3 separate regions of the Mus musculus genome follow, and regions 2 and 3 are each linked to region 1. A link is a loop called in an ENCODE intact Hi-C map of the cell type or tissue named here. Cell type or tissue: heart. All regions are shown on one strand.

Region 1 (8,000 bases):
AGATTGGGTTTTGTTTGTTTGGTTGGTTTTGGTTTTTTGAGACAGGGTTTCTCTGTATTGCCCTGGCTGTCCTGGAACTCACTTTGTAGACCAGGCTGTCCTCGAACACAGAAATCCACCTGCCTCTGCCTCCCGAGTGCTGGGATTAAAGGTATATTGGGTTTTTACAAACAGGGTCAGTCACCATGCCAGACCTGTCCCTGGCTTCATCCCAGGGTATGGAATCAACAGGCTACCTCTCTCACATCTCTGCTCCCCTGCAACTTCCTCCTGACTGGTCTGACTTCTCACTCCTGCAGCATCCCACCTCTGAAGGTGGCTTTGTGAGGTCCTGCCCAACCCAGGTGGGCATGGCCTATCAACATGCCTAGCCTATGGTAAGAACTTGGGGGTGTCTTCCAGGAGTTCATGGTGTGACAGTGGGAGCTGCATTCATCAAAGACCCCATCCTTGGCCCAGGAAGCTACTCTCAAGAGAATAAGGATAGGGCTGTCCTGGTTGAAAGCCATTGCTCCCTCTAGGCCCACACTCTGGCTCTTTGGCTATTCCATCCCTATCCGAAGCCATCCGCACCTCCTCACCTTGGCAGCTGGGAACTTGGAATACTGGCCCAGGCCCCTGAGAGTGTGTTTAGGAGACAGACTTACCAACAGCCCAGGGATACCCAGTGACTTGCCACATTGCCAGGTGCTCCAGTGCCTGCAGCATCTCATTGAAGAGTTCACTGAGCTAACTCACAGAACAGTCCACAGGGCAGACATTTTGTGGTTCTATTTATACCTACCTAAACCTCCATCCTCCTACCGGCTCTGCAACTGCCCCACTTTCAGAGAGGAAAATGAAGGCACACTAAGGTTATAAGCCTGCCATCAGCCTGGAGGTAACAGCCAAGCTGGGGCTGCCAGTTGACATTCTCCTTCTGTCATTTACATATGAATCACCGAGAATTCTGGGGTCTGCTCTCTTCCAGACAGGAGCAGGCCAAGGCTGTCTCACTCCACATCGTGCCAGGGTGTACAAGGATGCACACACAGTAGGCATTTACTGAAGAATTCTGAGTGGGCTCCAGTCCAAGGTCCAAAGGCAAGGCGAGATCTGCTGGTGGATAGTGGCCAGTGCCTCATAGCGGCCTCCTCCTACCCTGAGTGCCACTAGCCAAGATGGACCTCTGCTGCCCACAAGCCATGAGTCACAGGAGCCCTGAGTCACCTGCCTTGGGTGGCCCAGCCCAGGGCTAAGCCAGCAGCAGCTTTAGGGCAGTGTACTTCCTGTGCTTCCTGTGGCTTTTATAAGCTGTTCATGCAACCACATAGAGGCAGCCACTGGGTATAATGGAGACTCGGGCAAGGCTCTGCCTGGATACCAGGCTCCGGTAAACAAGGCCAGGAATGCCTTTACTAGATAAAGAAGAGATCATTCTGTGCAGAATCCATGAGCCTTTCCCTGTAACTTCCCTCCCTGCCAGCTCGTACCAGAAACTTGGCTCTGTCACCTCATCTTCAACTTCAGCAGCCCAGACCTAAGTCCTCACTCTGGCATTTGGGACCCTGAAGCAGCTGGTCCCACCTGCCCTTACTCTGCTCCTAGGGTCCCAGAGCCTTCTGTCTGCAGCTCACTAGAGCCAGGACCCATGCAGCAGGCTGGGAAGATGTGATTGATTTATGCCCAGTTTATTTAGCCCCCTTCCAAGAATTCACAATTCTCCTGGGGTCCAGAACTTGAGCATCGACTCCCCTCTGAACCACTCCCATAAGTTCTTGTCATAGTACTTGGTTTGGCTTAGATCACTCGCTCCATACTATACTGCCTATTCTGTGAAGACACAACTCTCAGTATCTATCACCACCAAACACACACACTTTCTCTCTCTCTCTCTCTCTCTCTCTCTCTCTCACACACACACACACACACACACACTCACACTCACACTCAGAGGCAACAAAGACTAATGTGTATGGCAGACCCTCAGCTGGTGCACCAGGGCACTGAGCCAAGAATGAACAAGGGATCTGTCGCCCCAGGGCTGCCCATCCAACCCTCTCAGACTTCTGCTTTTCAGTCTCCATCTCCCACTAGAAAAAGGTGGGATGCTTAGAAGTGTCAAAGCGCCAGCAAGTAGACTGCAGAGAGGAAAGCGTATTATTGCCACAATCAAGGCCTGCCTGTGTCCTTCCAGCTAAAAGTTCTCCACCCCCACAACTACCTGTTCTCCTGGAGGTGGGATGTCTCATTTTCCATGGGTATCCTGTCTCTACAATGGGCCCTTGGAGGCCAGCACAGGCGAGATCTGTCCCACACATCCTGATGAACTTACTAGAGGATCTGGGAAACCAGAGGCTGAGGCCAAGGCTCCCATTCTGCTCCTACCACTGACCAGCAGGGTGGTCTGGGGGCACTTACCCAACCTGAGATTTTATCTTCCCATTCCTACACAGACATGAGAATATTCCTTCTGCCCCCAAATGGCTATTCTGAACAAGAGTGTATATTAGGGGCTCTACACATAATGCTCAGAAATTGCAGCTCCAAACAAGAAGGGCCTGGAAGATGGGGTCTCCTCTAACCTGTTCTAGAAGTCACCAGGTTGCAACCTATGAGGTCTTATTTTTGTGCATGCCCAACGCTGACTCCAGTTTAGAGACCCCTGGGATTTCTGGGGTTACCTCATCTCTCTGGGCTATCCCAGGTGAACTCTGCCATATGAAGTACAAGAGACTCCCAGAAAAAAAGTGCATCTGGTAGCTATCACGTTCCCTAGGCTCTAAGGCAGCAGGGGTCCCTCGCTGACTCATCCTCTCATCGGATCTTTTACCGAGAGAACTTAGCACAGCAATGTCACTGTGTCCCTCTGGGATCAGGAATAAAGTGGGTGAGTCCCCAGAGCAAAAGGGTTGGGCTGGGGCAACCAAGCCATCCTGGAGAAGAGGGATCCAGTTGTTGGGTCCGAATTCTCTAGACCCATCTAGAGCGGGAAACACGGGCGTCTCCCTGGTACTACAAGCTACCCAGGTTTGCAGCGCCGGTCCCGCCTCCAAGGGGGTTGTGTGCAAGCGGCGCTCTAAAGTCTCAGCAGACTGGCGAGGAGCACCATTTCCCTCTCTCAGATCCATCCCGTCCCGGGACACCGCCCGTTCCGCAGGCGCAGCCGGTGCAGTGCACCGGGAGAGCGCTCACCTGCTGCTCTTCCTCCTCGACCCGCGACGGCCCCCCACTCAGCACCCGAGACCCCTGGCGCCCCCGGCCCGTCGCGCAGAGCCCGGGACACCCCGCCGCCGCGCGCCTCTTACGCCCGCGTCGCCGGCGCCAGCTGACGCCAAGGTCACACGGCTCCCGTCGCCCTCCTGGACCCGCGCCCACCTGTCATGGCGGAGGACACGGCGCCGCCCCGTCGTCCTCGGCTGTCCGCCGCCCGGCGCGAGGGCTCCGGTGACCGCCGCCCGCAGGCCTGGCCCTAAGCCCCGCCTCTTCCCTATAGGTCCCGCCCAGCGACGACATCTTAGCCCCCAAGCCCCTCCCTCCGATTAGCCACGCCCCTTTCTGTACTTCGCACTGGAGACGCGTCAGCCGTGGGGCGGCTCGGGCTCTAAACAACTTCCCTAACTCTATACTACGCGCAGCAGAGAGCTCGGCCCCTGAGGAGCTTCTCCTGTAGCGACGCCGGGAGTCCCGCTCCAGCTAGCATAAGTGACCTAGCGGAGAAACTCAGTACCCAAGTCCTTGTCTGGACCAGAGAACTCAAGCCACGTCCCGGCTCAAGGCTCGCCCCATTCACAGCCTCTCCAATAGCTACCCGGGTCGGCGTCCCTTCGCCTATGCCCTGCCCCTCCTCCCGGTCTTGTGCCTGCTTTTTGCGGAGGTTAGGAGGTTATTGTGAACTTCTCAGTTCAATTTTCTGCTGCTACGCTCTGGCCACCCCACTCCCATCTCCTGGATGAAGAAACCGAGTCTTAAAAGAGACGAGAATTACCCAAGGTCACATAGGAGGTCAAGTCTGGCATAAAAGGCTGGTGGGAGTTCATTGGCAACCAGGGACCGAACGGAAGTCCACAGGGCCTCGACCGGACAGTGATGAATTGAGACTTAACAGAGAACTTAGTGGGTCCTCGTTCTACCAAGTCCCCCATTTACACAGAGGACAAATGGCTGGCATTGCCGCCTAGTTAAGGAAGTCATGTAGTCTGACCGAGCCTCAATTTTCCTAACTGTAAAATGTGTGGCCTCAGGTGATAAATCTTTCTGCCTCCCAACTTGTTTCCCTTCTGTTGTACATAGGCCTGGCTCTTCAAGCTCTGGTACCAACCACAGGAAGGCCCCAAGCCCAGGCCCAGCTAGGAAATGGAGATCTGCGAGGGTCGGGGAGGCAGGACCCTCACAGCCAGCAATGGCAGCAGGCACCAGATTTTGCTTCTCCGCTGGTGCGGCTAGTCTGGCACACTTTAGAGCTGTAACTTGAGATATTGGAACCAGACCAGGACCAAGACCAGGAATGGAGGCCCCAGGTCTGGATGCACTTCCCGGACAGTCCAGGAACCCCCTGGGTCCCTGAGCCCTCCGTGTCTGTCTCTGTCCTCCCCAGTGCTGCAACCTCTCATCTTGGGAGTGAGAGGCTCGAAAGGAATCTGGAGATTGACTTACAAGGTCACTTAGAGCTCCAAACTCTTGGACCCAGTGGTATTGATCAATACATTCCTGCCCCTTGCTAAAAACTGCAGAAAGCGAGGTTTGCTCAGGTTCCCCACCGGCCAGGCAAATGCAGAGTCAGCAGGCAGCTGTCCTCAGCACTAATCTGTGCCTGCAGAGGGGACAGACAGCATGGACAGACTTTGTTCCAGAGCAGGGTATAGGTACTATGTACCTGACCTACATGTGTGCCTGGGCCAGTCTGGGCTAGATCCAAGGGCTACATCTTGCAGGAACCCTGCACAGACCCCATTGGGACCATTCTGAAGGGCTCCAATTATTGCACACCCATCACTGTGTTCTAGCAGTGGGGTGAGACTGAGGACTTCCTGAATCATGCATTTTTAGGCATCCCTTGCCAGACTCCTCATCAGGAAGGCCAGCATTCCACCTTTGTATCTTCCTCTGAACCTGAGGACCTTACTTGGTCCCATGAGAGAAACTGAGGCCCTCACCCCCTTTAGCAGTCTGAGGTAGCCTCCCAACTGCAGGCTACCTGCTTCTTGGCACTCCAGAGTCTGTGCAACATTTGATCCAAGGACAACACTCAAGTTCACAGAGATTCTACATCCTAGACCATATAGGAGTCCCCTTCCCCCTACCTCAAGCCTGCAGGGAGAGAAGACCTTAGTCTGAGACAGGACAGCTACAGGGACACACGGGGCTACAAAACACACCCAATGTCCACTCCAGGATCTACAAGAGATGCAAGGTAGACCCCAGATCTAGGGATAGGCCCTGGGTATTCCTCCTCTTCCCTAAGGGGCACAGGTTGCTGCTTGCCTGCTGGCAGGACCTGTTGACATTTGAATGTGGAAAGGCCAGCTGATGTTGGACCCCACCTCCTGCAAAGCAGCTGGGAGCCTTCACTGGCATAGACAATTGAGCTGGTCAGAAGTCACAGCCTGTTGGACCAGTACTTATGACCATTGTAGTAAAGGGAAAGAATAAAAGCTAGGCTCAGAAGATAACCTGGCTCTATTTTGAATATAGTAAAAGCAGTATGGGGTTTATAGCCAAGGAATAGGTGTGTGGAGGCCTGGCAGATACAAAACTGAGAGACTTAGTTGGTGGAGTGCTTACTTGCTCGCCTAACGTATATGAAGCTCTGGGTTAGATAGAACTCCAACACCAAATAAACTAGTCATGGCAGCACAAACCTGTGATCCAAGTATTCAGGAGGCAGAGGCAGGTAGAGGAGAAATTCAAAGTTTTCCTTGGCTACATTGTTTAAGGTTAGCTGGGAGAGATGAGACTGTATCACAAAATAAAAAGGAAGGCAACATCTAGAGTGATGGGACTGGGGAGATAAGTCTGCCTGCTCCACAAGTCTTGAAGAACTGAGTTCAAATCCACCGTACCCATATAAAAATCCGAACTGCAAATTCTGGTCTCTACACGCACCAGCCACATCTTGTGCACACTCAAGTATGCACACACACAAACACACAAAGTGTAAGGGAGATTCTGGCTAGCCTAACTGTGAGGGTTTGAGTTTCACGGCTCAAACACATTCGGTTTAATCCACAAATGAGGTGTGACCAGGTTAGACTGACAGGAGGTGATTAAGGCTCTGCCCTCACCAATGGATTCATCCATCTGTGAACTAATGGATTAGGGGATTAGTGGGGTATGAGGAATGGCTTTGTAATGAAGGAAAGCTTACTGCTTCTCACTATGTCCTCCACTGAGCTGTCCAGCAGAAAGACCCTTGTCAGATGTCTTGAAGACACTGGCTCCATGCTCCCAATATGTAAACTAAGCTACCCAGACATGAACACCAGCTATCTCATCTGCGGTAAACAGTTACAGCCAGAGAAAGCAGGCTGAGACGGTGACCTCCCGTAGTCTTGCTGAGGGCAGGCCAAGGTGGTCAGACGCATAGGAAGACAGTGTGGAGGAGGAACTCCATCCTATATAGAGGGAGGGTGGTAATCTCACACAGGGGGGCGTTTGTTCAATCTAAACTTAACAAGGAGATGTAGTTAGCCTAGGAACCCAACTAAAGTTTGGTCAAGCAAGAGTCAGTGTCAAGATCTCATCCTGGCAGTCCCATTCTGTAACCATGACAAATATCAGAAAATAAGCATGATCCCAGAACTCGGAGAGCTGGGGCAGGAAGAGTGATTTTGAGGAGAGTCTGCTGTATGAGAGCAAGAAACTTTAAAAGTTGCACAGAGACGCTCATTCTCTTTAGGGTAATTTGTACCAGAAAAGTGAAGCCAGCCCCACTTTTCACCACCCCCTCCTTATACCTAGCCCCTTCCGTGCCCCTTCCTCATCTGTTAGCTCTCTCTTCCAGATATCCAGCCCATTTCCCACCTCTGTGGTCGCCGTTTCATTTCTAACCTGGATGGTGGCAGCTACTTCCTCACTGGCTTCTTTTCCTCTCCTGTCCCCACAGCTGCACTTTACATGGCAGCCACAGGAGCTATGACTGTAAGGTGGACTGCTACCTGGGGGTTATGTCCTTCCTGTTTCTCCAGTGGTTCCTGTCTTTTCCAGGCCTTCGTGCGTCTGGGCTTCCTTCCCATACTGTTCCTCTGAGATCCCCACTGAACGTCCTCTCTACTGTGGGCTTGGTCTCAGCCCCGATATTACCACCTCGTGTGATCTCTGAGACCATCTCACATGACACCGTGCTCCCAACTCCAGAGCACTGTCACCTCCTGAGGATGATTCCCTATACACACCACATGGCTAGCATTTGTTCAGTAGTCATTTAATGAATGTATATTAACAATACAGTGTATAACTGAGGTTTGGGACAGAAAGATAAGAACACATACTGTATGACAGGGCTATTGGGCCTTTCTGAGAGGATGAAGCTAGACAAAGTGTCCCCAAGCTGGAGGTAGGGTACATGATCCTTGGGTATGGGTGGTCTGCATGGCTGAAGGTGAACATGACCATATGAACAGGCAATGGTGGCTCGAGAGGGCCTTTATGCAAAAGATAGGACATCCTCTACATTCTCATGTGGCCAGAGGACACCACCCATTCATTTATCTCTTAATTTATTCAATAAATATCTCCTAAATGCTGAAGCCAGAACCAGATCACAAGGACCACCCTTCCCCTCTACACACACACACACACACACACACACACACACACACACACAAATGCGAGGTCACAGACACACCTCTGTGTAGGTGCTAATGATTGCTATGACGTTGAGTCAGAGCAAGAGGCAGAAAATGCTTCAAGAGGTTGTCAGCATGCAAGATGGCTCCGCCGAGCCTTGTGGTATGGTCATAATAATGTGTGGCTTCCCTCCACAAGGAACCAGGATCGTCCATGTGACACATGTGTAGCTT
Region 2 (8,000 bases), 160 kb after region 1:
GAAATACTGCCATGGCTCTGCCTGTTGTAGGGATGGAGGATGTACCCTCTGCCTGTGGCAGGGACTAGGGAGTCCTCCTGGATGGGTAAGGCTTAGAACCACACAGTGCCTGAACACGCACCCCATGTTCAGAGATGCCCTAAGATCTGTAGGCAGCAGGGAACAGGAAATCCTAGACTCTACCCCAAATGCCATGGGTACTATGCTTGCTTTGGTTAGAGCCTCTAACACCCGATCATCTCACTACAGAGGCCTCACCATCACTGTCACTGTCAGGGACCCGGCATTTATCCCATGCAAGAGGAAGCCTGTGTGTCAGGGTAGAAGCTTCCGTGTTTGCACAGCAGTCAAGGGATGGACTCTGGAGCTGGATAACCACAGGAGCAGGGCTCACAGCTCCAGCCTGTAGCTCATAAGCATGAGGGGCCACTGGGGAGAAGAAAAATTGAACCTCAAGGAGACCCCGCCCTGAGTGGAGTCATTCCCCATGGGAGGTTCCTGTGCCCCATTCAGGGCACTGGAATGTGGGCACACTTACAATAGTGTACCAGGTTTTCTTCCCTACCCCAAATCCAGAGAGATTCATTCATTACTTTCTTACTGTTACAGTAAGAGGTTTTCATATATGCCCACAAACCCTGAGCCACACATTAAGCATCAACTTCCATTTACTCTTTCTTTGTCCACTCCTAAATCATGTCACATTAACAAGACCAGTTAGGCTTTCCCACTCTCCGTCTAGCTCTCCCAGGCCTGCATCCTGAGGACTCAGTGCTGAGGTGTTCAGCCTGGGGGGGACGTCCAGTTTACTCATTTGGAAATATAATTCAAAATAGTGGTCATACCACACAGCAAAGAGTCTATTTTATGTGCCTTAAAATACCTGGTTATGGTTGGTGAAGTGGCTCAGTGGGTAAAGGTGATTACAGTGCAAGCCTTGTGACCTGAGCTCAGCTCCCAGGACTCATACACATAAAGTGGGAGGAGAGAGCCTCCACCGTGCACACACGCAGATGTACACACATTTAATAAAGAGAGATTTGGTTAATGTTACCTGAGTACTGTTATAGAATCAGTACCTACTGGTGCTAATTCTCAGAAACATAATAGGAATTTGGCAGCCTCCATGGTGAGTCCTTAGCCGTGGCATTGCAGGTTCCATGTGCACACTCCAGGCACACTGGTCCTGGCAGTGGGGCTGGAAGTTTCTATTACTTCTAGTGCTCTAGATGGCCCCTCCTAGCGCCTGTCTTGCTCCATGCTGGAAGTGGCCTTAGCTGCAGCCACTGCCCTCTGCAGAGTAGCATTTCATTTCGTGTGTCCTTGCTCTTTGTGCTGGGGGGAGGTGGTGTCCTGACATTGTCCTTGTTTACCAACCTGAGTGGAGCCTCTGTACTGCCCTGACGTGGGAGTGCTTGCATTCTTCCCTAGGTGGAGTTTGAGGGCCTCAAGCATGAAATCAAGCGCCTGGAGGAGGAGACAGAGTACCTCAACAGCCAGCTAGAGGATGCCATCCGGCTTAAGGAGATCTCTGAACGGCAGTTGGAGGAGGCGCTGGAGACACTGAAGACAGAGCGGGAGCAGAAGAACAACCTGCGCAAGGAGTTGTCGCACTACATGAGCATCAACGATTCCTTCTATACCAGCCACCTGCAGGTCTCCTTAGATGGCCTCAAGTTCAGTGATGATACTGTCACCGCAGAGCCCAACAATGACGCCGAAGCCCTGGTCAATGGCTTTGAGCACAGTGGCTTGGTCAAATCATCCTTGGACAACAAGACATCCACACCCAGGAAGGATGGCCTAGCTCCACCCTCCCCCAGCCTCGTCTCTGACCTGCTCAGTGAGCTCCACATATCTGAGATCCAGAAGCTGAAACAGCAGCTGGTGCAGGTGAGCGCGCAGAGCCTCATGCCCCATCCCTCCCTCTCCCCGTGCCTTTTGCAACACTGTAAGCTGTGCTTTTGTGACATGTAGCTGCCTTTAACTTCCTCATACCATACATGAAATTCTTACTGGTAAAGAGTAGTGTCCCAGAGGAGTAGGTTCCTGATTACTGTGTAAGGTTTAGTACCTTGGTACCCATGCTGCTCCCTTTGCTACCCAAATCATGTATGGGTGAGGTGACCTGTCCCTCGTGTAACTCCTACCTACAGACCACAGCTAGAGTCTTTGCAGGGCCATACATCGTCATATCTGAAAGTTTACTGTTGATCTATAAATGAGTGTTCTCCACAACATGAGAAAGGGAAGTGGCGGAGAGCTGGGACACTTAGGGACCCTGCCAGCATGCCCTGGACCCAGAGTTCCACAAATGAAACCCAGCTCCACCCCAGCACATGTTTAGTGACCTCTTATGGATGAGCACTATTGTTGGTGATAGTCATGGTCGCTGTGGTGAATTCTGTCCAGTCTGCTGTCAACAAGTGGCATGGGCAGGGAATTTACATAGCCCTTGGCCCATCTGGCTCAGCATGAGATGTTGTTTGGTCATCCTAGAGTCTTCTAAGCCTTGTTGACCTGTTTTCCTGCTATAACTACCTTTGCAGATGGAGCGGGAGAAGGTGGGCCTGCTGGCAACACTGCAGGACACACAGAAGCAGCTGGAGCAGGCTCGGGGAACCCTCTCTGAGCAGCATGAGAAGGTGAATCGTCTCACAGAGAACCTTAGTGCCCTCCGGCGCCTGCAGGCTGGCAAGGAGCGACAGACCTCGTTGGATAATGAGAAGGACCGTGACAGCCACGAAGACGGTGACTACTATGAGGTGGACATCAATGGGCCTGAGATCCTGGCCTGCAAGTACCACGTGGCTGTGGCTGAGGCTGGCGAGCTCCGGGAGCAGCTCAAGGCGTTGCGCAGCACACACGAAGCTCGCGAAGCCCAGCACGCAGAAGAAAAGGGCCGGTATGAGGCTGAGGGCCAGGCACTCACTGAGAAGATCTCTCTGCTGGAGAAGGCTAGCCACCAGGACCGAGAGCTGCTGGCCCATCTGGAAAAGGAGCTGAAGAAGGTGAGCGATGTGGCTGGTGAGACCCAGGGCAGCCTGAATGTGGCTCAGGATGAGCTGGTGACCTTCAGCGAGGAGCTGGCCAACCTCTACCACCATGTGTGCATGTGCAACAACGAGACGCCCAACCGTGTCATGCTCGACTATTATCGTGAGGGCCAGGGCAAGGCTGGCCGCACCAGCCCAGAGGGCCGCGGGCGCCGGTCACCTGTCCTCTTGCCCAAGGGGCTGTTGGCCACAGAGGTGGGCCGAGCAGATGGTGGGACTGGGGACAACAGTCCTTCACCCAGTTCTTCACTGCCGTCACCTCTGAGTGACCCCCGCCGGGAACCTATGAACATCTACAACCTGATCGCCATCATCCGAGACCAGATCAAGCACCTGCAGGCAGCCGTGGACCGTACGACCGAGCTGTCCCGGCAGCGGATTGCCTCGCAGGAGCTGGGCCCTGCTGTGGACAAGGACAAGGAAGCACTCATGGAGGAGATCCTCAAGCTGAAGTCCCTGCTGAGTACCAAGCGGGAGCAGATCACCACACTGCGCACCGTGCTCAAGGCCAACAAGCAGGTGAGAGGAGTGGGAGGGGGCGCTGCCACCAGAGCCTGCTGGGGGGCGCTGCCTCCAGAGCCTGCTGTTGGGAGGGATCACTGCCCACTGCTGCCACAGCCCCTAGGCCTGTGCCATCACCTTGTTGCTGCTGTCTCCTTCCTCAGGGCTTCCAGCCAGGGGATGGAGTGAGTGTGGGGATTAGAGGGTGCTTTAGCCAGAGCTTTTCAGTCATTAAGTACTGCTGCTTCTGTCCACCTTACAGTTGCTCACGCTGTGGTAACAGAGAGCAGTGGTCTGAGTGCCCTGTGGGTTCTCCAGGACAGAGTCTATGGTGCATCATTCTTCCTTGCTAATCAGGGTTGAAGCTAGGACTTACTGAGGCAAACTGGCATGCCAGGAGCATGGCTAGCATTTTGTCCCGACAGCTGCATGAGAAAAAATTTTTTTCAGAGAATTTTTCATGGTCAGCAGTTCCACCTTGGGCCCAGGGTTTCCACCTTGAACACAGGGCCTTACACCCTTCACCACCCCACTTTCTACTTCTCTGTCCCCCAGACAGCTGAGGTGGCCCTGGCCAACCTGAAGAGCAAGTATGAGAACGAGAAGGCCATGGTGACCGAGACCATGATGAAGCTACGGAACGAGCTCAAGGCCCTCAAGGAAGACGCAGCCACCTTCTCCTCCCTGCGTGCCATGTTTGCCACCAGGTACCTGCTACACTGTGATACTCTCCCTTCTGCAGCCTCTCTTCCCTGGAGCTACCTGTTAGCCTTACCCACAGCCTCCAGCCTCATTCCAGAGTCCCACAGGCCTGTTGGTTCAGCACTGTAGTAGCCCTGCCAGGCCCCCAACACAGCTCAAGGTTTGGAGACTACAGCCCAGTCCCAGCATGTGTGTGGGGCTGCCCTTCTCGACTGAGGAGGAGGAAAGTTTATGCGGTCCCAGGGCCCTCAGGTGGCTGCTCCCCAGCCTCCCGTGCCTCTTGTAGGCAGTGCCATTTTGGTAGACATTCAGCAGAGGTGTGCATCCATTTCCCTGTTCCCATTTCCCTCTTCATGACCCTGGATGCTCCATTTCCTGTGCTTTGAGCATAGGAGTCCTAGAAGCAAAGGGCTAAGGGAGTGAGCTCAGGGGATGGGGAGTACAGTTTTGAGGTCTAGTTACCAGTGGTGACAGATGCGGCCCAGACTAGTTTGTTATTCCTCTCCTGTAGTGTAGTCAGGGCTCCAACGCAGCCAGTTTGCCATCCATTCCCAGCCTTCCTGTCAGGGATGGGCAAGCGAGCTTTAGGCCTGGGGTTATGCAGTTTCCTTCCTCTCCCCTGGGGGTTCTTCCTGTGGCCTGGGAAAGAGCAGTCTTAAAGGGTGGAAAACAAGGCCCCTGCCTATCACCCTCCAAAGACAGGTGGTGCCACCTGCTGCTCAGTGTTGGAATGACAGTGTGGGGATGGCAAGGCTGAGCACCGAAACTGGGTCAGCTGGCTGTTTCCTGTAAAGTGTGAAGAAGCTGAGACAGGATGGGCCAGGACCTGTTTCCCTCCCTCCAGCCCCAGTCTCTTAGCATCCCTGCAGGTAGGTCCTGCCAAGGCAGGCACAAGCAGAAGAGTCCAGCATTTCTCTGGACATTTCCTACCAGATCTTAGGGGAAGAAAAACATTTTTTTGAGACAGGTCTCACTATGTAGCCCAGGAACTTGCTATGTGGATCAGGCTGGCCTAGAACTCATGGAACTCTTCTTCCCTCTGCAGCCCACCCCCACTCCCACCCCAAACCCTACCCCACCCTACCCCCTTGGTGGGATTAGGAAAGAATTCTTGTAATTCCTCAGCATCTTGTACAAATCATAACCTTTGAAGTTTGTTCTGTTTATAAAGACCTGACTTTTCTGGTGAATCCGGGATTTCAAACATATGAGGAAGACAGTATGTAGTCTCTGAGGGGAGCTCTTAGGCACCAGCAGGGTGTGGGTAAAGCAGAGCCATGGGTAGCAGAAGGGCAGTGCTTAGAGCCCATGTGTCCACCACCACCTCTAGAGACACTTGCCCAGTGTCTTAAGATTCCACCAGACCCAAACTAGGCAGGTGTGCCGGTGTCACCCAGGGAACCTTGGCCAGGCTCTCTCCCTCCACTCGATGGGGGTGGGGCATGCTGCATCACAGCAGGTGGAGGCTTGGGTGCTCTGATTGTCACTCAGCAAAGGCTTACTAACCACCAGCTACGGTTTGCAGTAGGATCAAGCTCAGTCCTCTCTCAGTTTACACCCAGATCCTGGGAGCTAGTGATGTCCCAGTATCTGAGATACCTTTTTGTTCTTAAAGTGGGAGAGAGCTTACTGGAAGAAAGTCAAATGGATGAGCGCCAAGCCTTGCTTATCAGAACCACTTCAAGCCTGCAAACAAATACCCCCATGTCTTAGGGTTGCTGTAATGAAATACCATGGCCCAAAACTACTTGGGGAGTGTATTTTACCTGATAGCTTCTAGTTAATCAGCTAGGGAAGTTAGGGCAGGAGCCGGTGCAGAGGCCATGGAGGGGTGCTGCTTACTTGCATGCTCCTCGTGGCTTGCTCAGCCTGCTTTCTAACAACACCCAGGACCCAGGCATGGCCCCACCATGGTGAGCTGGGCCTTCCCACATCACTAATTAAGAGAATGTATCACTGGCTTACCCAAAGACCAATCTGGCAGAGGTATTTTCTCAATTGAGGTACCCTCTTCCCAAATGACTATAGTCTCTATGTCAGGCTAACATAGAAAGTAGCCAGCACTCCCCAAGCCTTCTGCCCTCTCTCCCTGCAAAGAAACAAATGCAGTACCACTGAGTTGAAGGTAACCTTGCTGTTCTGTTTGAGCACTGCCTCTCTCGTCCTGGCCATGGCCTTATTCCAAAGGAGCCTTTGCACCAGGAACCAGAACAAGCTTCACCAGCTCTGGCCCCAGCTCAGGCTCCAGGAGAGATGCCTTGGAGTGCAGTGGGCACCCGGGCCTGCTCTCCCTCTCAGCCTCTCAGCTGTGCTTTGTCTCCACAGGTGTGACGAATACATCACACAGCTGGATGAGATGCAGCGGCAGCTGGCAGCTGCCGAGGACGAGAAGAAGACCCTTAACTCTCTGTTGCGCATGGCCATCCAGCAGAAGCTGGCGCTCACCCAGCGGCTGGAGCTGCTGGAGCTGGACCATGAACAGACCCGCAGGGGCCGCAGCAAGGCCGCCTCCAAGGCCAAGCCAGCCTCACCGAGCGTAAGTCACACCTGCGCCTGCGCCAGCGAGAGGGCGGAGGGCGCCGGGCTGGCCAACCAGGTGTTCTGCAGCGAGAAGCACAGCATTTACTGTGATTAGGGCTGTGGGGCGCCGCACACCTAACGTCCGCTTCACCTCAACTAACCCAGCTGCAGCAGCGGGACAGCAGTGCTAGGCCGCTCCTAACGTGACTAACGCACAGAGGGCGGCACTCTAGGCAAGTGGCAGCGTTGGGGTACATCTGTAACCAGGACACTTTGAGCTTTGTGCTGCTTTTCATGCCACAGCCCCGCCCCCAGGATATACCATGTCAGTTGCTGTCCTTTGGGATGCTGGTATCAAAAGTAGGGGTGAAGCTGCACACCTTTGTGGAAGACAGCGGAGTGAAAGTTTTCCAGGGCCTCCAGGCACTGTTAGGGAACCCAAGGGTGAGTTCTTCCCTGGACACTCACAGGGGCAGAACCTGAGTTGAAACTTGCATGTTGCTCGCATGTGTCTAATATCAGCACTTGAAAGCAGTTTTGTGAGGCTCTAGCCTGCATCATAGGACTAGCCTAGGTTAGCTCGCTGTGGCTGGCATAGTTTCATGAAGAGTTTCCTTGTAGTTTGTGCAGCATCTCACTGCTAACCACATCCAGGATGGCAGTCCCAGAGGGAATGGACCATCTCTGGTTGCAGCCTGTGTTCTGCAGTGAGCCCCCACACCTCAGACACGATAACCATAGCCCAGGCAGACAGCGCAGCTGCTCCATCTCAAAGATCCGCATGCTGCTGTGTCCTGAAAGGTGACAAATTAGCAGGGCCTGAGGTCCTAGGTTTTCTTTCTTGACGAGAGTGTTCCAAGTGCCTGGTCAGACCTTGGTCCTTGGTTCAGAGCCTATTATTTGGTCCTTTGAGATCTGCAGCTTGTGCTTGGGTCTTTTCCTAGAAGTTGTCAGACCCAAAGAAGCAGTGTTTTGAGAACTACTAGTGCTCTACCAAACTGCACGGCACAGTAGAGCCCAGCTGTGTGCTAGGGGACTTTTTGTGGGCCCGGAGCTGTGCTCAAAACTGGCAGGTAAGAGTTGTGTGGTTCTCGGTGCAGTTTGTGGATACTACAGAAGGAAGAAAGGCCTCCGAGGGCTCTCCTTTTCCAGATGCTCTGTCAGTGCGGAGCTGTGGCATCAGATCAGGTGTGTGCTTTAGTGAGTTGTAAAACAGGACTC
Region 3 (8,000 bases), 440 kb after region 1:
ATTAGAATTATTAAATGAAATAGAAGGAAATGCTTTCTTTTAGTAAAAATCACCTTTGTACGTAATTTGCTTCAGATCAATCCATTTGCTAAATGGGATGAATTCGCAGCAAATTCACACTCAAAAAGTTCTTTAGTACTTTTAAAAAACTTGAACAGACTTTTTTTTTTTTTAAAGGAAAGGAAAAGAACAGGGTTGGTTAGTTGGCTGAGTTTTTGCCTTGTATTAGTACCTATGTTAGATTCTTGGCATATACATGAAAAAAAAAAGGAGGGAAAGATTTGCAGGAAAAAAAAAAAAAAAAAAAAGCCGGGCGTGGTGGCGCATGCCTTTAATCCCAGCACTCGGGAGGCAGAGGCAGGTGGATTTCTGAGTTTGAGGCCAGCCTGGTCTACAGAGTGAGTTCCAGGATAGCCAGAGCTATATACAGAGAAACCTTGTCTTGGAAAAAAAAAAAAAAAAAAAGATTTGCAGGGAGTTGAAGGACTGAGAGCTAAGGGATCAGTCACCTAGCCTGGAGGATGTAATGCGGAAACTAGAAGAGAAACTTTGCCTCAACAAGGCAGAGAGAGAAGAGACCCCTGAAAGCTGCCCTCTGACCACCACAACATAGTATGAATGCACCTCACCCCAAAATATACTCATAATGAAATTTAAAAACCACATTGAAGTTAAAAAATGATGTGTACCTTTTTCTGTCTCTTCAGTGTTTACAATGTCTTCCATCTTGGAATAGTTTCTTATATTGAAGCCAGTAAGTTTACTTAGAAATGAGTGCTCAGATCTTAAATGTTCAAGCTGACTTCTCAAGTCTTTCAAAGATTCCCACTCCTCAGAATCTGATTGGGAAATTTTTTGAAATGATTTCCTGAAAAGCAAATATTATAGTTACTTGACAACTGACAAATGTTTTACTTACTATACAAATGTTCCTCTAGATTCCACCCCTCGTACCGAAGGTGGGGCTTGGAGGGGTAGCTCAGTGGCTAGACTAAGAACACTGGCTGTTCTTCCAGAGGACCCCATTCTTCCTTCTAGCACCCACATGATAGTTTACAACACTCTGTAACTCCAGTTCCAGGGGAACCCAAGACCCTGTTCTGGCCTCCAGTGGGCACCAGACACAGTAGTACTCAGACATACAAGTAGTGAAAGCAGGCTTGGTGAGCTTAGGGACTGCCAAGTAAAACGGTACAGGCTGCTTCTGTAGGGTCTGAAGGACAAGTGTCATGGTAAGACAAAAAAGATTACTCCAAGAAAGAAAGAAAGAGAGAAAGAACATCTCAGAAAATCAGGAAAATGGATGCAACAGGAAATCACACTAAATAAACCAGAAAGGCAAATACTAGTTTTCTCTCATCTGTGAAACCCATATTTAAAGTTCTCTCTTCTACACGCCTTGGCCGTCTCCAGCCAATAGCAAAACCAAGTTCTGAAGGCACTCAATTTTTACATCAAAGAATATGGACACAGGGATATAACTAAACAACTTAGTTCCAATATTCTGGCTGCCAATCCACTCAACTATCAGGATCATTTTAAAAGTATCTTGGAGAATCAATAAGATGGCTCTGCAGGCAAAAGTACTTGCTGCACAAACCTGTAGTTCTATTGCCACTGGAGGGAAAGAACTGTCACTTGGACATGTCTATTCAATCTCTGACCTCCATAAATATGTTATAGCATACAAATGGAATAATAATAATAATAATAAATTAAGTAGCTCAGGAAACAGGTCTCAATCTTCCTTCAAAATGAGAAAAAAAATCATTAAATCTACACATTTTGGATTGACATTTAATGTATTCCCTAATCTGGACTCTTAACTTTTCAGTTCCATTACCGAGGAGTCCCAGATTCCATAACCAATCTACTATACCATACTGGGCTTACAATGACATCTTCTGGTGGGTTAAGAAACTATTTTCCCATGGTCTGACAAAGAACTTTTCAAAAGTTCAGGGGCAGGCTGTGTTGATAAAATATAAATTCTAAACTCGGTAAGTAGGGATGGAGTCAGCCTGGCAGGCTCCCCAACTCTAATCTTAATGCTTCCAGTCTGTGGGCCATCCCTGAATCAGCAGCAGGCATCTCCATTCTTGCTGTGAAGAGCATGCACAGCTGGAGGCCACACACACATCTCCCTCTTTCTTTCAACAGTTAACAACGTTCTCTTTCTTTAGAATTTGTTTCCTGCACTAAGGTTCTCTGAACCTGTTCCAAATTACACCTAATAAAAAAGGTATTTTTTTTCCATGTTTAAGATACTAAGTTACTGCTAGTTCTAGCCTTCCTTCTCTCTTTGAATGGGCAATGCTTGGGCTTTGGATTTCTCTAGGACCTTAGGCAAGCTATTTAACTATTTAACACTCAGATCAACTACCTTTAAATAAGGCTTAACAATAGTAACTAATCAGAAGACTATCACAGTTTCCTATAGAAGGCATTAGCCATATATACCAATTTGACCATGCTAGGCTGCCCTGCCCTGGGGCTATATACCCCCAACCCTTATGTTTCTAACATAATGCAGAAAAAAAAAAAAAAAAAAAAAAAAAAAAAAAAAAGGTCAGGGCCCCTTAACTACATCGTTAGATGAGTCACAAAAACAAATCCATGAAACCAGAGTAAGGAGGGAATCCCAACTAGACAAGAGCAAGTATGGTGGCTCAGGTAATAACTCCAACACTGTGTGTGGGAGTTGGGGGCTGCGGAATAGAAGACTCTTGAGTTTGAAATCAAATTGAGCCAGTTCCTGACCTACAGAGTAACAATGTCTCCAAACCCAGAAAAACAAAACAAAACAAAACCAGCTATCTAGATGCTGTTCTCCCGAAGGCAAAGACTGCTTAAAGAAAAGCCAGATTTTCCCTTTGATTCTCATCAACTGGGCGAAAACAACCCTTAAGGAAACTATTTTCTGCTGATTATAATCAAGTCATAAGCCCCAAACGCAGCGTTCACACACTCATGAGGTCATCGTTCTCCCAGAACACTGATTCAAGTTCACATTTCAGGACGTCTCCCACCACGTTCTTGAGCATGGGTCTTGGGGGGGTGAGGGAGTCGGAGTCCAGAACTGTCATAAGGTTGAGAGGTCCGCGGGGTGCTACAGGGCATGGGCTGGGAGGGATGGACCCGAGCCACGTACCAGGCTCCGGACGCCTTCTCCCCAGCGTTTTGCAGCATTCTGCACTCTCGCTGCAGCGCTGCGACCTCCGCCTCCAGGGCGCGCAGTTCGCGGGTCTCGGAATCCATGGCTACCGACGTGGAACCCTGAAGGTGAAGTAGCCCGGAGAATGGCAGTCTGGGCGCCTCGGGCAGCCAGGAGACTTCAAGGAGCGCGCGCGCTCCTGGAACGGACCACTCTCGAGCTCACGGGGGGAGAGGCTGCCGGGAGTCGCGCGTCCACGCCCACGGCCTCGGACGACGTTCCCGAGCCTGACGGCCCGCGAAATGTCGCGTCGAGCGTCTAGACACCCCCGCCGCCTCTGCGAGTTGGTTCGTTCCAAATTGCACGTCACCCTCCAACGGCCGCCCATCCCGTCTAACGGCCACTGGGCCAGCCGAGCTCTTACGTCACCGAAGGGGGCGGATTCTCGGAAGCACGAGGAAAGGAGTCTCTTTATTTTGGTTCCGCTTCTTCACTTCCGCCTACTTGAACCGGAAATCAGGAACCACGCGGCGGAGTGTCTTTTCTGTAGGAATTACCGATTTTTATTTTTCTTTCTCACACTCTGTCAGTTTTACAACGTGGAGGAGAACTAACAGAACGTCAGTAAAAGCGAAGGCGGAGGAAATAAAGAGCCCTCTGGAACTGCGGGATAACGGAACCTTAGGAGATTGGGTTGGAAACTTTGTAGGAAGGAAAGGAAAATGCACTTGCCGGCACGTGTTATTAGACGTTAAGTGCTACGCCGGGCTTGAGCTGAGTCGGACAAGCGCCCTGAGGAAGAGTGTTTGCTCGTGAGAAGTGATGGGCTATTGGGCTTAGCCTCTCCTCTCCTTCCTTAGGGGCTTCTCGAAGAGAGAGGGCAGGGCTGGAAGGATGGGGCGGTGGCTACCAAGAAGGGGTACACTGTAGGTTTTTTTCCCAGAGTGCTGGCCTTTGCTTTGGGCTTCTGCCGCTATTTAGTGATCTCGCTTGGAAGGAGACAGCCAACTTTTGAGAAAGGTTTGAGTAAGAGCTGAACATCCGCCGAGAGCTAAACGAGATGGAGCGACCTCTGGAAAACGTTTCCAGCAATCTTGGTAGGACAGTGTTAACAATTCCGGGTTCCAAAATTAGACTTCATTATGATCCTTGCTGTCACCACTACTGTTTTCTAAGTGGCACTGGGAAAAGCCGTAACCGCTCCTACTCCCCTGACCGATGAGATCCACTCAGACTGCTTTGAACAATACAGGCACACAGTGGGGAAACATATTTTAGGTATAACTTAAGTTGCCGTCTTTGTGATTTAACAGCGCTTAGGGGACACTTGTATTTTGCCATACTATTGTAATTGCAGACTTTGTTATGACTGGAGCTCCAGGATGAAGCTATTTTTATCCGTTAGCTTACTATTTTTGCCAGTATATGTTAAGGTAAAAATGTAGAAATGAATGGGGGAGGGCAGTACTTCGAATAAAAAATCAATAAGGATAAGATATAATAGCTGTGGTTGTTTTAGAGAAAACATCTGGGAGAAGATGTGTGGATGTGCTGTACTTAGGTGCAGTTGCAAAGTGTGTTCATTGAGAATGTGGATGGAGGGCCTTTGTAAAATCTCCACTGATAAAATCTGAAAGCAATACATATGAAGAGACATAGCTTCATAAGATGAAGTTGGCACAGAAGTTTCAGGGGAAAGAGTTGTGTTAAATTTCTGGAAAACTATTAAATTGTTTTTCTGTCCAAAATTAACTTTTCCAGATAGATGCCCAACATCCATGCAAGGCAACAGAGAAATGAAGCGCCTCTTTGTGGGTGGACTTGGACAGGGCATTTCTGAGACAGACCTACAAAATCAGTTCGGCAGATTTGGAGAAGTTTCTGACGTGGAGATCATCACTCGGAAAGATGACCAAGGTAAATCTGTAACACGAGGGAGTTAAAAACAGACAAGGTCAATGATATTACAGGAGAAGCAACCCCAGAGCTGAATGTTAGCGCTAAACATCATATATGGCTTCCTGGATTATTTCATATGAAAATTAATTTTGAAACCAGAAAAAGTATAAAACATTTGAATTTCTAAAACATCTGTACTTTGAATTTTCGGAGTCAACATTCTAACATTATCTTATTAAGTAGAGTGTCACTAACAATCAGGATGTCTGAACTGATTACACACTAATATACTGTTAAGAGGTGTCTGAATTGATTACTTCAGGGTTTTTTGTTTTTTTTACTCATTTTGAAATATTTTGATCATGTTTATAAAAATGCAGACTTTAGTCAGGTGAGGTAAAAAGTATTTTCTTTCAAAGAATAAATATCTATGAATGCACTTTTTGAGCTTGGATAGCTTCTTAAGGCTAGATGTGGTGTTTGATATTTTTTGATCTAGACCTCGAGGGGTTGAGGCAGATGTATATTCAGGGCCAGCCTGGTCTACATAATGAGTTACAAGACAGCCAGTCCTATATAATAGAGAGACCCTGTCTCAAAAAAAGAAGTAAAGAGAGGGCTGTTGAGATGTATATTGTTTTCTGGATAAGGATTTAAATCAACTTAAAAAAAAATTTTTTTTTGGTAGGAAATTCACAGAAAGTCTTTGCGTATGTTAACATTCAAATAACAGAAGCGGACCTGAAGAAATGTAAGATCATCATGTATTTTTTTATTCTAATTGTTAGTATAATTGTGTAACTTGAAATGACTTTGGTTCCATAGCTAAGCCTTGCTAGTCACTTAGAAGTTGTGTAGATGGACAACCATGATCAAGAGAATTCTGGAGCCCTTTATTTCGGGTTTCAGATGTGTTTGTGTCAGAAAGTATGGTATCACACATTGGCACTTTGCTCAGAAACTAGTGTTTTCAAACAATTTGAACAAAGGACCAAACTATCAATAGAAATTGCCTATTACATTTATCCCACTTGTCATTAGAGCATACCTTTCCTTGGTCTCTTTGGTTTTTTGGGCGGCCAATCCTTTGTCAGTAAGACCTGTTATAAAAGGTCCTTGAATATGACCAAGGTCATTAGAATATGACCTTGCCAGAGCATATCTTTGAAACTCGTATTCTTATTATAAGATTAGTAAAGATAAGGCTAAATACTAGCTTCCAGTGACTAAAAAGATGGAGATGATTTATTGTTCAGTCGATGCAGTTAAAGTATTGCAGTCTCTTGGAAGTCAAAAAAAGAAATAGTGAAGGGCAGGTGCCACTGGGAGAGGACAGTCAGCCTTTGATCATTTCATTTGTGAAGAGATTACCCTTGCTGAGAACATATATGAGGTAGAAGGTACAGTGCCTTACCTAATAATGCTATTATAAGGAGTAAGTTAAATAATACATAGTACATAGTAAAATATCTCCTTCTTGGAAAATTTTGTTAGTGCTTACATTAAGGAAGCTGACAATAGTTATTAGAAAATCAACTACTAGGGCACAACAGTTGAAGCATAGTGCTGTCAGTAGTTAATGTGTGCCTGCTTTGTAGTGATAATTGGATTGAGGAGAATAATTAAAATGCTACAAGATCCCAAAATGTGTACTAGTTCACCCTGAAAAGATTTAATTGATTATTTGCCATGTGGAAAATAAACAAAGTAGTGAATAATTATTTACCAGGAGTTCCTAAAATGAGTCTATAAACAAATTGCACATGTTTTGCTTTATAGTTTATGCATAATTTTCTGTTAGTGTTCAAGTAACTGAGAAATAGGGATCATAAGAACCTGGGGCTGCAGGGATAACTCAGTAGTCTAGAATGCCTGACTGCTGCAGAGGGCCCAAGTTCAGTTCCTAATATCCACATGGGTGGTTTACAGTGACAGATTCCAGGGCATCTGATGCCCTCTTTAGCCTCCATGGGCACCCACACACAAACGTGCATGCTAACATTCGAATATACACACTCAAGCATGAAATAAAAATAAGCTTATTTGTTTATTTGTCTTTCTTTGACAGGTAGGTGTCTCTGTAACAAATAAGCCTATTTTTCCTAGTACTAAGTAATTAGAGAGAGAAAAAAACCTTGTTGAAATAGAGTTTTGCATTGAAATAAACTTTGTTAATTCTTTACCTTATAGGTATGTCTATTTTAAACAAAACAAAATGGAAAGGTGGAACACTACAAATTCAGCTAGCAAAAGAAAGCTTTTTACACAGGTAAGATTTGCCTCACATTTATTTAAACCCATTTCTTTATAGTGTAATTGTTTTTATAAGTTTACCTGACTAATTTGAAATGATTGAGTAATATATTACTAGTTGTCATGATTTGCTTCTCAACTTGATACAACCTAGAATAAGCTGGGAAGAGAATTCTAATGTGTATTATTATTATCTGTGTTTGGTTGGCTTGTGGTTGTTTGTGGCAGATGGTTTTGATTCCTTCATTGATGTGGGCAGCCTGAGCCTGAAAGTGGATGGTGCCATTTCCTAGTTTGAAGCCTTTGATTGTATGAGAGTAGAGAGGTGGTTGGGACTATGCATGCATTCATTTATTCTGTCTCTTCTCTTTGCTGAGGATGTGAGAGGTCGCTTCAGGTTCCTGCCTTGACTACTCTGCAGTGAACTATAATGAACTAGAACCCAGAGTCGGGATCTTAATCATTTCTCCCCTAGGTTGCTTTTTACATGGGACATTTTATCACAGCAACAGAAATGTTGGTATATATGTATGTGTTTATTATTCCTTTCTAATACAATCTTAGGCTTCCCCTCTTCTGTAACAACTACCTGCATGATATCAGAAATGGCTGATTTCTGTGTCTCTTTACTAAAAGTCATTTAAACTCTACCTCTTGCTATCTGTAGATGATCTGTGAGGATGTCTTATAAGTG

What was found. Hi-C counts contacts between places; a loop is a spot of excess contacts. Peaks named below come from ENCODE experiments on the same cell type or tissue, not always from the same donor. Only the 100,000 strongest peaks of a DNase experiment are listed, where the experiment ranks them.
Region 2: it touches region 1 in a loop (3-fold over the local background); 6 of 42 quality-filtered maps call a loop at or near these places.
Region 3: it touches region 1 in a loop (4-fold over the local background); 5 of 42 quality-filtered maps call a loop at or near these places.

What each region holds. Positions count from the first base shown.
Region 1 is chr13:49,212,580-49,220,579 of GRCm38, forward strand. Card19 (caspase recruitment domain family, member 19) reads right to left here and starts at 3,447. Exons shown (of 6, transcript NM_026738.2): 1 at 3,358-3,447. The coding sequence starts at 3,364. In heart, no CTCF peak of the experiment used is centred here; DNase peaks (open chromatin) are centred at 1,232, 2,031, 3,502, 6,972 and 3 weaker places; H3K4me3 peaks cover 2,310 bases; H3K27ac peaks cover 2,417 bases; H3K27me3 peaks cover 1,028 bases.
Region 2 is chr13:49,376,459-49,384,458 of GRCm38, forward strand. Bicd2 (BICD cargo adaptor 2) reads left to right here. Exons shown (of 7, transcript NM_001039179.2): 4 at 1,432-1,893; 5 at 2,550-3,575; 6 at 4,113-4,264; 7 at 6,585-8,000. The coding sequence ends at 6,894. Among named protein-coding and RNA genes, the nearest start is that of Bicd2, 39 kb to the left of the region's middle. In heart, a CTCF peak has its summit at 4,976 (motif pointing left); DNase peaks (open chromatin) are centred at 4,953 and 6,743; H3K27ac peaks cover 510 bases.
Region 3 is chr13:49,649,432-49,657,431 of GRCm38, forward strand. Cenpp (centromere protein P) reads right to left here and starts at 3,300. Exons shown (of 8, transcript NM_025495.3): 1 at 3,152-3,300; 2 at 690-868. The coding sequence starts at 3,258. Nol8 (nucleolar protein 8) reads left to right here and starts at 3,647. Exons shown (of 17, transcript NM_001271397.1): 1 at 3,647-4,251; 2 at 4,916-5,071; 3 at 5,742-5,804; 4 at 7,244-7,322. The coding sequence starts at 4,215. In heart, no CTCF peak of the experiment used is centred here; a DNase peak (open chromatin) is centred at 3,490; H3K4me3 peaks cover 2,788 bases; H3K27ac peaks cover 1,383 bases.